4 separate regions of the Homo sapiens genome follow, and all the other regions are linked to region 4. A link is a contact called in ENCODE Hi-C or POLR2A ChIA-PET data. All regions are on one chromosome and are shown on one strand. The core of a region is the stretch at or near the end of the contact, and the rest is flanking DNA. Distances in the headings are between cores, read along the strand shown.

Region 1 (2,893 bases), core at 4-2,503, 5.6 Mb before region 4:
AATGTACTTCTTACACATATTGACGGATGCCTCATGTCTCCCTAAAATGTATAACACCAAGCTATGCCCCAACGACCTTGGGCACATGTCGTCAGGACTTCCTGAGTCTGTGTCACAGGTGCTGTTCCTCAACCTTGGCAAAATAAACTTCCTGGTTAACTGAGACCTGTCTCAAATTTTCGGGCTCCACACTTCTTTCACTTAATACAATGTTTTCGAGGTTCATCCACGTTGTAGCATGTGTCAGTACTCCATTCTTTTTTATTGCATGGGTATGTCACATTTTATTTACCATTAATCAGTTGGTGGCCATTTGTATTGTTTCCACTCTGTTGCCCAAGCTAGAGTGCAGTGGCTTACTGTACTGACAATCATGGCTTACTGCAGCCTTGACCTCCTGAGTCCAAGCCATTCTTCCTCCTCAGCCTCGCAAGTAGCTTGGATTACAGATGCCCGCCAGCATGCCTGGCTAATTTTTAAGAATGTTTTGAAGAGATGAGGTCTCCCTATGTTGCCCAGGCTGGTCTGGAACTCCCGGGCTCAAGCCATCTTCCCAAAGTGCTGGGAATACAGACATGAGCCACCATGCCCAGTCTACTTTTAGTTTTTTTAAGGTCAGAAAAAAAAACAATTGTACAAACACAAAACAATTTAACAATCTATTATTCCTTTCAACATTCCTTCAGTCACTTTTTTTTTTTTTTTTTTTGAGACAGAGTCTCGCTCTGTTGCCCATGCTGGAGTGCAGTATCCTGGTCATAGCTCATTACAGCCTGGAACTCCTTGGCTCAAGTGAGCCTCCTGCCTCAGCCTCCGGAGTAGCTGGGCTTCCAGGCACGCCCCACCACACCAGACTAAGGCCTTGAGTGATTAAAAAGAAAATCTTTTCCTGTGTAGGCACGATCGCAATATGGATGAACCACAGCCTTTGTTCCCGTCTGCACAAGGCTTCTCCCCCGTCTTTGTGTCTCCGGAGCCTTGCACGTGGTAGGTGCTCGGCATTCGTTGACTGGATCAAGTAGGGCGAGGGAGCGCGGCCCGTTCCGGTTTGAAACTGCTCTGGACGCCGAATTAGTGTTTGGCAGCGCCTGGTGGTCTTCAATCCCAGCCCCTCCGGCCCGCCGCGCCCCCCGGGACCAAAACAAGCGGAGGCGAGCGCGGGCGCGCGGGGCATGCCGGGAGCCCCCCGGTGGGCAGGTGCCTGGGCGGGGCGCGCCGCGGTTGGCGCCTGGGCGGCTGGGCGGCTGCCTAGCACCCGGAAGAGCCGTCAACTTAGCGAGCGCAACAGGCTGCCGCTGAGGAGCTGGAGCTGGTGGGGACTGGGCCGCAATGGACAAGCTGAAGAAGGTGCTGAGCGGGCAGGACACGGAGGACCGGAGCGGCCTGTCCGAGGTGAGTGAGCCCGGGGCCGTCGGCCCCCTCTCGCCGCGCTCCCGCCCTGCGTCCCCTGCCCGGGCCTGGGAAGCCTGCGGGGACTCCCTGGAGTTTCTGGACGGTAGCTCTGCCCCTTCTCCTCCTCTTCTTCTGCAGGGCTCCGCGAAGAGGTCTGGCACTACACGGGGCAGTGGCCGCGGCGTCCTTTTCTGCCCCGCGCCCCTTCAGCCCATCCTCCCTGACAAGGGGGCGGCGCAGGAGGAAATCCCCGGACTGAGCTGCGAGTGGGAGGGTGGGCGACTGGGCTGTCGGCCCCGGCCCCACCGGCCGGGGAATGCGCTTTAGGGCCGGGTAGGGCTGGGGGCCCCGAGGTCCAGGCGGAAGGAGCCTTTGCTGGGTGGGTCGGGGCCCCAGACCCGGACTGGGGTGTTGGGGTGGCGGTCCCTACCTCGCGACGGGGCTGGTGGCCGCGCCCCGAGCTCTGCCTTGGTTTTCTGTCCGGTTTAGGTTGTAGGGTGTGACACTCCCACCCGCCCCTGTACACATTGCCTTGTGATTGGGGGTGAGAAACTGCCCCCATCCCATGAGGACAGGGACCACATCTTGTGTCTCTGTCCACACTGCCCACAACTAGTCTCTAGACACCCAGCGCCTCAGGAGACTGCCTGCGTGTTGGTTTGTTTTATTAGAAAAGCTTTTTTTTCTTTTTTTCTGAGACAGAGTCTCACTCTGTCGCCCAGGCTGGAGTGCAGTGGCGCGATCTTGGCTCACTGCAGCCTCTGCCTCCTGGGTTCAAGCGATTCTCCCACCTCAGCCTCCCAAGTAGCTGGGATTACAGACACCCGCCATCAAACCCGGCTAATTTTTGTATTTTTACTAGAGACGAGGTTTCACCATCTTGGCCGGGCTGGTCTCGAACTCCTGACCTCAAGTGATCCGCCCACCTCTGCCTCCCAAAGTGCTGGGATTACAGGCATGAGCCACCGCGCCCGGCCTATTAGAAAAGTTTTGATCGTGCTGAAACCTGGCCACTAATGTCCTATGTTGTAGAACCACACAGAATGCTGCATTTCTATTTAGGGTGCTTTTAGCTTTTGTTTTCCTTTTTGGATGACAAAATAACGTTTCTCTTCGCTTTTTGGTGTATTCTTTAGCCTCCGTTCCCCATCTGTGAAATGAGGATGTTAAGATGATATGGCCAACTGGAAACTAATCAGTGTTTCTTCTGGTTTCTCAGCAAGTTCTTCTTTCTCAGCAAGCTGCTTTCACCCACGTTTGTGGTTGCTGATTTTATTCGGTTTTGTTTTGTGTGATACTGGGACTTAGCATGACATCTCCGAATGTAAGATTGCTCTCTGAATCTTCACCTTGAGGGAGTAATTCTATGGGATCGAATGTTGGAGTCACTGAAATTTAACTTTTTGATATTTCAAAACAAGTTGGTGGGTTCTTTTTAATTTGTTGCCTTTATTAATTGGTCAAGGCTCAGAGTAATTTCACGGGTTTTTTTTTCTTGATT
Region 2 (2,700 bases), core at 63-2,562, 6.6 Mb before region 4:
CTGATTTTTTTTAAACTTTGCTTACCATGAAATACACCTTTCTATTCTTAAAAAACAAACAAACAAACAAAAATAGGGCTTTAAAAATTCGTAAAATAATTAGACCTGGGACTTTGTCCAGGGAATTTCGCCATTTAAGATAAAGAAAACTCAGCAACATTATGTCTAGTTACCAAGAAAGATATGTGCAACGCGAAACCTTTCCCCAATACCATATTTACTCTGAGAAACACAGCAAAATAAAATTCACGATGAAGTTACGATTTCGACATTTTTATTAGTCATCAGCTTACTGCTAGGTTTTAAAAGGTGTTCCAAGGCGGGAAGAAGGCGCGGGGGGAAGCCTCAGAATATGGGGTCTGTTTCGATTGGGGGGAGCGGCGTTAGAGGGGCGTGAAGGCAGAAAGGAAGGGTAGGGCGGAAATTAGCGACTTAATAAGACGCCTAGCTCCCGAGGAAGCCAGCCTGGCGTTAGAAGCAAGTAGAGCAGAAGAGATTTAGGGCTAATTAAAACAATCACACGACACTCCCCCTCGCGTTTGCCGGGGCCGGGTCTCCTGCACTAGCAGAGCCGGGGGCGGGGATTAGCTCGGATTCAAATTTAAAGCGGGAGGCCCGCGTGTGGCTCAGCAGGTGCCTCATGCCCGGCTCCCGTGGCGGTCGTTTCCGCCCCTACCTGCCCAGAGGGCCGGAAATTACCTAGCGAGGAGCGGCTTATCCATTGTTGCCAATGTTTCAACTGCGCGGAAACCCTGAAGAAAGTGCGGAGCACAGGGCACGCGGGCCGCTCACTGCCCTTCCACGCGCCCCCACGTTTCTGGCCGCTGCGCTCCTTGCCGTGCTTTTACAATGCCACAGGCCACTGGGGGAGACCGGAGCGAAGCCAGGAGGGAAGCAAGGCGGGAGGAAAAGGGAGAAGTGTAAGAAGACACAGGCGCCCGGGATACTATATAATCTGGTTCTGAGCTAGAGGGAGCGCATGCGCCGGCGACACTTCTGGCGGCAGGAGAAAGGCGCGCATGCGCAGAGCCGAGACGAAAAATGAAGCCACAGGGTGCCTGGCTGATTGAGGGCGCTGCTTTAGCTACCGAAGGGCCACAGCGCCCCGAAGGCGCGTGCGCAGAGCGCGGGAAGGGGGTGGAGCTCTTCTGAGGGGGCCGGGGCGAACAGAGCCGGCCTCGCGCGCCCCCTGGCGCGCGCCCGGGGAGAGGAAGGAGCGGGAGGGGGCGGAGAGGAGGGAGGAGGCAAGCAGGGCGGGAGGGGGGAGGGGAGCCAGAGCGAGGGAGGGTTTATCGACCGGGCGATTTTGGTTAAAATATTCAAAATGGCGGACGGAGGAGCAGCGAGTCAAGATGAGAGTTCAGCCGCGGCGGCAGCAGCAGCAGGTAATCATTACAGCATTTTACATATTCATATTCATACTCAACCCCGGCTCCCGCTGCCCCCCCCCGCGACTTAGCATAATTTATTAGTACTCAGGATTATTATAATTAACGGCGGGGAGATGGGGGGCCGGGGAGCATTGAGCCCCCGCCGGGCGCTGAGCGGAGGGGGAAAGAGGCTCGGAGCGGCCAGGCGGAGGGGGAAGACAAGGGGCAAAGGGGGCTGCGATCCACTGCCCTCCTCCTGCACCCGGCCCACCCCGCCGCCGCTCGCCGTCTGCCCGTCGGCACCGGCCCTCCTCCTCTGCCGGCCGCCGCTGCCGCCTCCTCGCCGCCGTGCCCGAACCCGAGCGGGTCCGCGGCGGGGCGGCGGGGCCGGGGCAGAGGGAGAGGACAATAAAGACATTTTACATATTCATAGCTGCTGGGCCGGCGGGGCGCAGTAGGGCGCGGGCGGGCGGCCGGGGCCGGGCGGGCGCGGGGTGGGGGGCGTGAAGGGGGATGGAGGCGGCGGCGAGCACAATGCCGGGGAGGCGGCGGGGCCGGAGCGGACCCCGGCGGCCGGACACCCGCACGCGTCTTCCCCCGGGAGCGGGCCCGGGCGGGGGGGCGCTGCCCGCCTTGGGGGGCGGCCCTCAGGGCAACCGGGGGTGCGCGCGGGGAGAGCTCCCTGCCCGCGCCCCGCGCGGGGCTGAGCCCGGGGGTCACGGCCCCAGGCACTTCGGCCTCGCCCCACTGGTCCCCAATGTGGTGGCCTGACCCAAGCCAGGCCTGCTCTCTAGGTGGGTAGGGGTGAGCGGTCGTGGGCGCTGCGAGGTGGCCTGGGGCGGCGGGGGTGGGGAACCCGCGCAGGGGTCTGCGTGCCCCCCCTGGGGGGTGGACTGGATTGGAAGGAGTCCTTGGGGCAAGTTCCTTCCGAGGGGATGTCCTCTGGGGCGGCCCGCGCGCCCCCGGCCGGCGGTCGGCAGCCCCTTTGCGTTGTCGGCCGGGGCTTCGCGGGCGAGTTGGGCTGGAGGTGCCTGGCGTGGTCTGACCTCCGTCTCCCTTTGCCCCTCCCCGCTGCCCCCCCTCCGTTCCCCCCACCCCCTGCGCCTGACCGGGACGCACGGGGCGGGTGGCCCTCCGGGGCCTCTCGCTCCGAGGCCCCAGAAGCGCCCAGAGGCCTCCCGAGAACTTGGATGTAAAGGGCTGCCCTCCTGCCCCAGAATGGGCTGGCCTGACAAGTTGATCGTATTCTCGATTTCCTCTCTCCTGTTGGGAGTCGGTGGGGAGGGACGGGGATCCCCCTCCCTTCTTCTGTGGCGGTGTTTTCTCGCTG
Region 3 (2,700 bases), core at 171-2,670, 6.0 Mb after region 4:
AGCACTTTGGGAGGCCGAGAGGCGGATCACGAGGTCAGGAGATCGAGACCATCCTGGCTAACACGGTGAAACCCTGTCTCTACTAAAAATACAAAAAAATTAGCCGGGCGTGGCGGCATGCGCCTGTAGTCCCAGCTGCTGGGGAGGCTGAAGCAGGAGAATGGCGTGAATCCGGGAGGCAGAGGTTGCAGTGAGCCGAGATCGCGCCACTGGACTCCAGCCTGGGTGACAGAGCAAGACTCCGTCTCAAAAAAAATAAAATAAAAATAAAAATAAAATAAAAACATAGTACACATTACGACTTAAGTAGTTGAAATTTGTGCCAAGTTTGAGCAACAAATGAGTTGCTCAAAAACATTTTAAGGTGATTACTTGGAAGAATAAACAAACACCTTCAAACTTTTCAGAATCGCTCATTGTAACTGGTATCCAAATTACAATTTTTTAAATCTATTCACTCCAATCATACAAAGCCCTACAAGCAGTTGTATATTTGAAGGCAATTTAAGCTTTCTTTCAATAATTATTCAGACTTTACACGAACTTAATCGACCTTCTCTGAATGTGTCTAAATTTGGTTAGGTATTTGCAGATTAGCCACATCTGTAAACATTTGTATAAGGAGGTGAAACAAATAGATTTTACCATGCTTTCTTATTCCATAAAGTCCATAAAGCATTCTAAATCAAATGTAGAGTATCACGTCACATCCAGAATAAAAGTAAAAATAATGGATCACAACTTAAAATTACAGTGCTGTCTTTAATTAAAAAACTTGTTCATTTCTCACTGTGCACAATGTAGCACTAACATGGTCTTCCGAACACTGCTGCTTGGTATAAAACCGAGAAATATTAAAGACCAGGAATAAGGTTATGTGTCCTATGGGTACATTTCGGAAAAGAAAATACATCCAACGAGTATGACTCTAGATAGGATTTTGTACACCCTCAACAAGTGACAAAATTCAAAACTAGGTAACCGCCCTCATAAGGTACTTGAAACTAAAATTTTTGCCACGAAAACATGGCATGTGCAAAAGTTCTCTCTCTGGCCATCACTCCTGCTAAGGACACTGGGAAGGACATGGTCAACGTAGCAGTCGATCAAAAAGATTCCAGGGAAACTGCGCAACAGCCTGGGGCCGAGAAGCGAAACTTGGGTCTTCTCCACCCTCGTCGCACTCCTTTTCCCCGAGACTTGGTACTGGGAGATAGGACGGGAGTCTCCTACACGCAGTCAACACTTGCCACGAGCGGCTAGACTTAGGACAGGCAAGTTGCCCTGCCATCCTTCTATCGCCCCCACCCCTCCTTTACTTAAGGGCGATGGCAGAGACGTCCTCCTCCCCCTTCTCCTCCTCTTTGGTGCCTCCAGCCAGGAGGCGGGAGCGATCCACAGCAGCTGACCCAGCTCAGGCACTGCCTCTCTCACAGCCCTCAAGACACACCATGGGCCCAGAGGCAGGTTTGCTACACAGCAGCGACGACGCAGGCGGCGGCCCCAGCGACTCGCAACTGCCTCCCTGACCACAGCGGCCACCGCCCAACACCCCCGAGAAGCCATCGCCACCACCGGCAGGAGAACCTAGGGTCCATAAAGCCATCTTCGCGATCGACTAAAGCTACGTCAACAACTATGGCGGGCGACGGGCGGCGGGCAGAGGCGGTGCGGGAAGGATGGGGTGTGTACGTCACCCCCAGGGCCCCCATCCGAGAGGGAAGGGGCCGGCTCGCCCCTCAAAATGGCGGCAGCAGCGATGCGCCTGCGTACAGAACTCCTCCGTCGCGCCAGGGCCGGCGGGAAGTGAGGTTCTCGGACGAGCCGCCAGAAGTGTACGGCGACTTCGAGCCCCTGGTGGCCAAAGAAAGGTCCCCGGTGGGAAAACGAACCCGGCTAGAAGAGTTCCGGTCCGATTCTGCGAAAGAGGAAGTGAGAGAAAGCGCGTACTACCTTCGGTCTAGGCAGCGGAGGCAGCCGCGACCCCAGGAAACCGAGGAAATGAAGACGCGAAGGACTACCCGCCTTCAGCAGCAGCACTCAGAGCAGCCTCCGCTACAGCCGTCTCCTGTTATGACCAGGAGAGGGCTGCGGGACTCTCATTCCTCTGAAGGTGAGGACCGCGGAGGTAACAGTCCCAGCCGCGAGCCAGGGAACGCGCGGGGGCGGGCGCGCGCCTCGGTGGAGCTCATGCCCGCCTGGGTACTAAGTACTGGGATTGGCTAAAGGGTATTCCTCAGCCCCCTCTGGACTTGTGCCGCCGTGCAAGGGCCACCCTGACCCGCAGCGGGGAAGGAAGCGCCGACCGGAGGAGTGGAAAGATGGTCGTGTGGAGCGACCCGGGCAGGGCTGGGGCGCTCTGCCCAACATCGGGCATCAATTTAGGGGAGTCAGAGCTGCCTTTTTCTGCAGGCCTTCACGAGGGGACAGCGAATTACTGCAGGGTCGGTTTCATTTCGGTTCCCTCTACCCTGCGGATGTTTCTACAGAAACCACTTCCATTTCCTTCTTTAACGCTCGCGGGCCAGAGTCCCCAGCTGAGGATCTAACCTTTCAGTCTTTTTCCCTCCTCACCCAGGTGGGCAGAGAGGAAGGAGAAATTTTGTGAGTGGGCATTTCGAGGGATTGCTGAGTTTAGTGAATTGATTTGAGACCTCACCCAATACTTTCACCGAAATGGGGTAACTCATTTTTCCTGAA
Region 4 (2,700 bases), core at 30-2,529:
GTGTTCTTTAAAAAAACGGTTCGTCTTTTTAAACCAATGATGCAGGTAACATACCATTCATTATCTAGCGACAGGTAAAGGATACACTTAATGTTACAAAGAAGCACTGCACCCGCAGTTAAGAACCACCGATGGCGGCCGGGCGCGGTGGCTCACGGCTTGTAATCCCAGTATGTTGGGGGACCACGGCTGGTGGATCACCTGAGGTCAGGAGTTCAAGACCAGTCTCGCCAACATGGTGAAACCCCGTCTCTACTAAAAATATAAAAGCCTAGCATGGTGGCGCGCGCCTGTAGTCCCAGTTACTTGGGAGGCTGAGGCAGAACTGCTTAACTCGGGACGCGGAGGTTGCCATTAACCGATGTCGAGCCACTGCATTCCAGCCTGGGTGACAGAACGAGGCTCGGTCTCAAAAAAGAAAAAAGAAACACTAATGGAAATATTGGTGACACTGCGGAATGCAGGCACTTAAGCACGTGGACTACCACCGACAGCCTTTCATGAGAGCGGACGGCTGATGGAGGCTCGGGTCACGGCCCTTAACAATAGCTTACTCGGGTGACTCGGCATGTGCCACCATCAGAGCGGTTGGCATTCATCATTACTCTCAGATGTCCCTACCAACACAGGCTTCATCAGAGGCAGGGCACGAGAGCCGAGGCTTCTCCGCAGTTCTACTCTAACATAGTCGCAGCTTAGGTCACGCATGCACCATATGTGCAATCCCCCACCATCCTCAACTTGTAGGCCCTGCAAAGGCGCGCGACTGGCTTAGAAGTCCCAGTCAATTCAGGGTGACCTTAGCAGACAAAGGCTGGAGCGCCCCAAAACCCGCAACATTCGCAAAGATAAAACATACCTCACAGGAGTCGACTCCTACCTCGAAAAGACAGTATGGTGCCTGGGCTCCTGTATATAAGAGTTCTTTTGATGACGTCACGACGCACGCTCCCGGCAGCGTCCGCTTCGGCTCCTCCCCCTAACCTCCCTCAATCTTCCTCTCATCCAGTATCACCTTCTTCCCACCCCTTAAGTCCGCCCCTTTTCCCCGCCCTTCCTCGCCATTGTGGGCAGAGACATGACCGTCCACGTGATGCCGTGCTCCCGCCCTCCTCCCGACTGAGGAGGAAGAGCAGAGAGGGGAGGGGGCGCGAGGCAAGGAAAGCTCTGGGGATGGGGGAAGGGGGGGCGGTGTAAGGCTGAGTGATTTCCTTCCGGCACGTCGCCCGCTCCGTGGGAGGGGGTGGGGGATTTCACTTCCGGGACGGTGTTCCGGCCCATTCCGGCCCATTTCCACCCCCGGAGGTAGGTGCTGCTCCTTGACTGGACTCGGGCCCCACACCCCAGTGCCACTTCCCTGCACCGGGGTCACCTCGCCCGCCCTCCGCCGCAGCGCGCTCCTGGGGCGCTCAGCTACTTTCCTTCACCCCGCCTCCAGGCACCGGGCGACCTTCCACCCCCTTGGCCCCCGGCCGGGCTGATCTGCCGGACCCGCCCCCTCGCGGGGCCCCTCCCTCAGGACCCCGGGAAGGGCGGCCCCCTCCCCCACCGCAGCCGGGACACACCCAGATACGCACACCCACCTCCTGGCAGCTCCCCGCCCGCCGCCGCCTGGAGCCGGTCCCTGGGCGCCGCCCCCTTCCTAGTTCTCACCTGAGCGCTGGCTCCCCCGCCCGACGCCTTGTCCCCATCTTCTCCGAAGTTCCTCAGTGACATTTTGCCCTTTAGCCAGTTCCCCTCTCCCCAGGCTTCCTAACGCAGAAGAAAGCTGCTCAAGTGCTGGAGTGGCCAACCCCATGCCGTTCCCAATTCTCCCTTTTACAGCTCTCACCCCTCCAGTGCCGACGGTAGCGAAAGACTTTCCTCCAGGGGCTTCCTCACTGGGGAATTGCCGGAAAGAGCAAACAAAAAAGGCGCTGGTGTAGGCTCCAAAATAAACACATCTGAATTCATGATGGCATCGACAGAGGCTCTTATTGGATTAAAAGTTTCAAAACAAACAATAACGCTTTGGAAAAAGGTCAGATTGGCTAAAGTTGATTGTTGAAAACAGTGTATACACTTCCCTATTTAATAAGTGTGTTGTTAATGCGGGGCAGTACTGTGAGCTTGGCAGAGTAAGTTCCTGAAGTTTCAGGTGTGGTGTAACTATGTAATATATAGATAAGTGAACGCACATTGGGCTTAAGTAAATGTCTTCCTGTTCGGATTTATACAAACTATTTTCAGTAGTTGAAACTGTACTTTCAACTATCTTGTATACAGCTTCAGGTTTAGTGTTTCAGCCATTTTTTAAAAATATTTTAATGGAAAAATGTTGGCATACTTGGTAAATGCTGTATTTTTTCATCGGATCTGGAGAACTAAGTTTCAGGATGGAAGTATTCATCACCACCTCGGAATTGCCAACTTCGAATTTGGCAGATTTACCCAGCTTTCCTAATTTTGACAACTGAACTTCACATTCTCTGCATCTTGGTTGAATCCTGGCACAGCTGTGGGATTTTTCCTAGAGTTTGCTTCACAGCCCTATAACCAAAGTCTTTTTGTGGGGGGGGCTCTGATTCTTAAGCTTAGAAATATTAGCCTACATTCATGTGGGATATTAGTCCTTTTATAAAATAATAAACATAATTCTTGCAGCAGGTAGTAAAATACTAAGAAGAGGGATATCAAGCTATGTAGAATTGCATTTATTCA

Evidence for each region. A loop is a pair of places that touch in the nucleus more often than their neighbours do. ChIA-PET counts read pairs that join two places held with the same protein, here RNA polymerase II (POLR2A). Pooled maps may share reads with other maps.
Region 1: a pooled map shows a loop between it and region 4 (6-fold over the local background). The contact joins the promoter of SFT2D2 here to the promoter of ZBTB37 in region 4. A Hi-C loop is called at or near these places in 6 of 50 pooled maps. POLR2A ChIA-PET finds 5 or more read pairs at or near these places in 2 of 52 experiments (MCF 10A and activated T-cell).
Region 2: a loop to region 4 is called in a map of naive thymus-derived CD4-positive, alpha-beta T cell, with 16 times the contacts of the local background. The contact joins the promoter of POU2F1 here to the promoter of ZBTB37 in region 4. A Hi-C loop is called at or near these places in 1 of 168 maps with a recorded cell type or tissue (naive thymus-derived CD4-positive, alpha-beta T cell) and 6 of 50 pooled maps. POLR2A ChIA-PET finds 5 or more read pairs at or near these places in 1 of 52 experiments (WTC11).
Region 3: a loop to region 4 is called in a map of CD8-positive, alpha-beta T cell, with 26 times the contacts of the local background. The contact joins the promoter of TOR1AIP1 here to the promoter of ZBTB37 in region 4. A Hi-C loop is called at or near these places in 1 of 168 maps with a recorded cell type or tissue (CD8-positive, alpha-beta T cell), 1 of 37 single-sample maps with no recorded cell type and 11 of 50 pooled maps.

The regions. Positions count from the first base shown.
Region 1 is chr1:168,224,751-168,227,643 of GRCh38, forward strand. It overlaps SFT2D2 (SFT2 domain containing 2), which reads left to right and starts at 1,254. Exons shown (of 8, transcript NM_199344.3): 1 at 1,254-1,392. The coding sequence starts at 1,330. RefSeq lists a silencer at 921-1,550 and enhancers at 1,175-1,908, 2,211-2,290, 2,411-2,460.
Region 2 is chr1:167,219,574-167,222,273 of GRCh38, forward strand. POU2F1 (POU class 2 homeobox 1) reads left to right here and starts at 1,313. Exons shown (of 16, transcript NM_002697.4): 1 at 1,313-1,385. The coding sequence starts at 1,325. POU2F1-DT (POU2F1 divergent transcript) reads right to left here and starts at 963. Exons shown (of 1, transcript NR_185889.1): 1 at 258-963. RefSeq lists enhancers at 896-1,005, 2,536-2,700 and silencers at 1,186-1,285, 1,636-1,785, 2,006-2,285, 2,296-2,475.
Region 3 is chr1:179,880,865-179,883,564 of GRCh38, forward strand. It overlaps TOR1AIP1 (torsin 1A interacting protein 1), which reads left to right and starts at 1,421. Exons shown (of 10, transcript NM_015602.4): 1 at 1,421-2,113. The coding sequence starts at 1,639. It overlaps LOC139427322, which reads left to right and starts at 1,452. Exons shown (of 1, transcript NM_001436163.1): 1 at 1,452-1,529. The coding sequence starts at 1,452. The coding sequence ends at 1,529. RefSeq lists enhancers at 787-1,325, 1,238-1,347, 1,326-1,863, 1,368-2,127, 1,690-1,984 and 1 more.
Region 4 is chr1:173,867,101-173,869,800 of GRCh38, forward strand. It overlaps ZBTB37 (zinc finger and BTB domain containing 37), which reads left to right and starts at 1,280. Exons shown (of 5, transcript NM_001122770.3): 1 at 1,280-1,305; 2 at 1,825-2,020. It overlaps GAS5 (growth arrest specific 5), which reads right to left and starts at 889. Exons shown (of 12, transcript NR_002578.4): 1 at 860-889. It overlaps SNORD74 (small nucleolar RNA, C/D box 74), which reads right to left and starts at 645; the gene lies at 574-645. RefSeq lists a silencer at 1,315-1,724 and an enhancer at 1,359-2,558.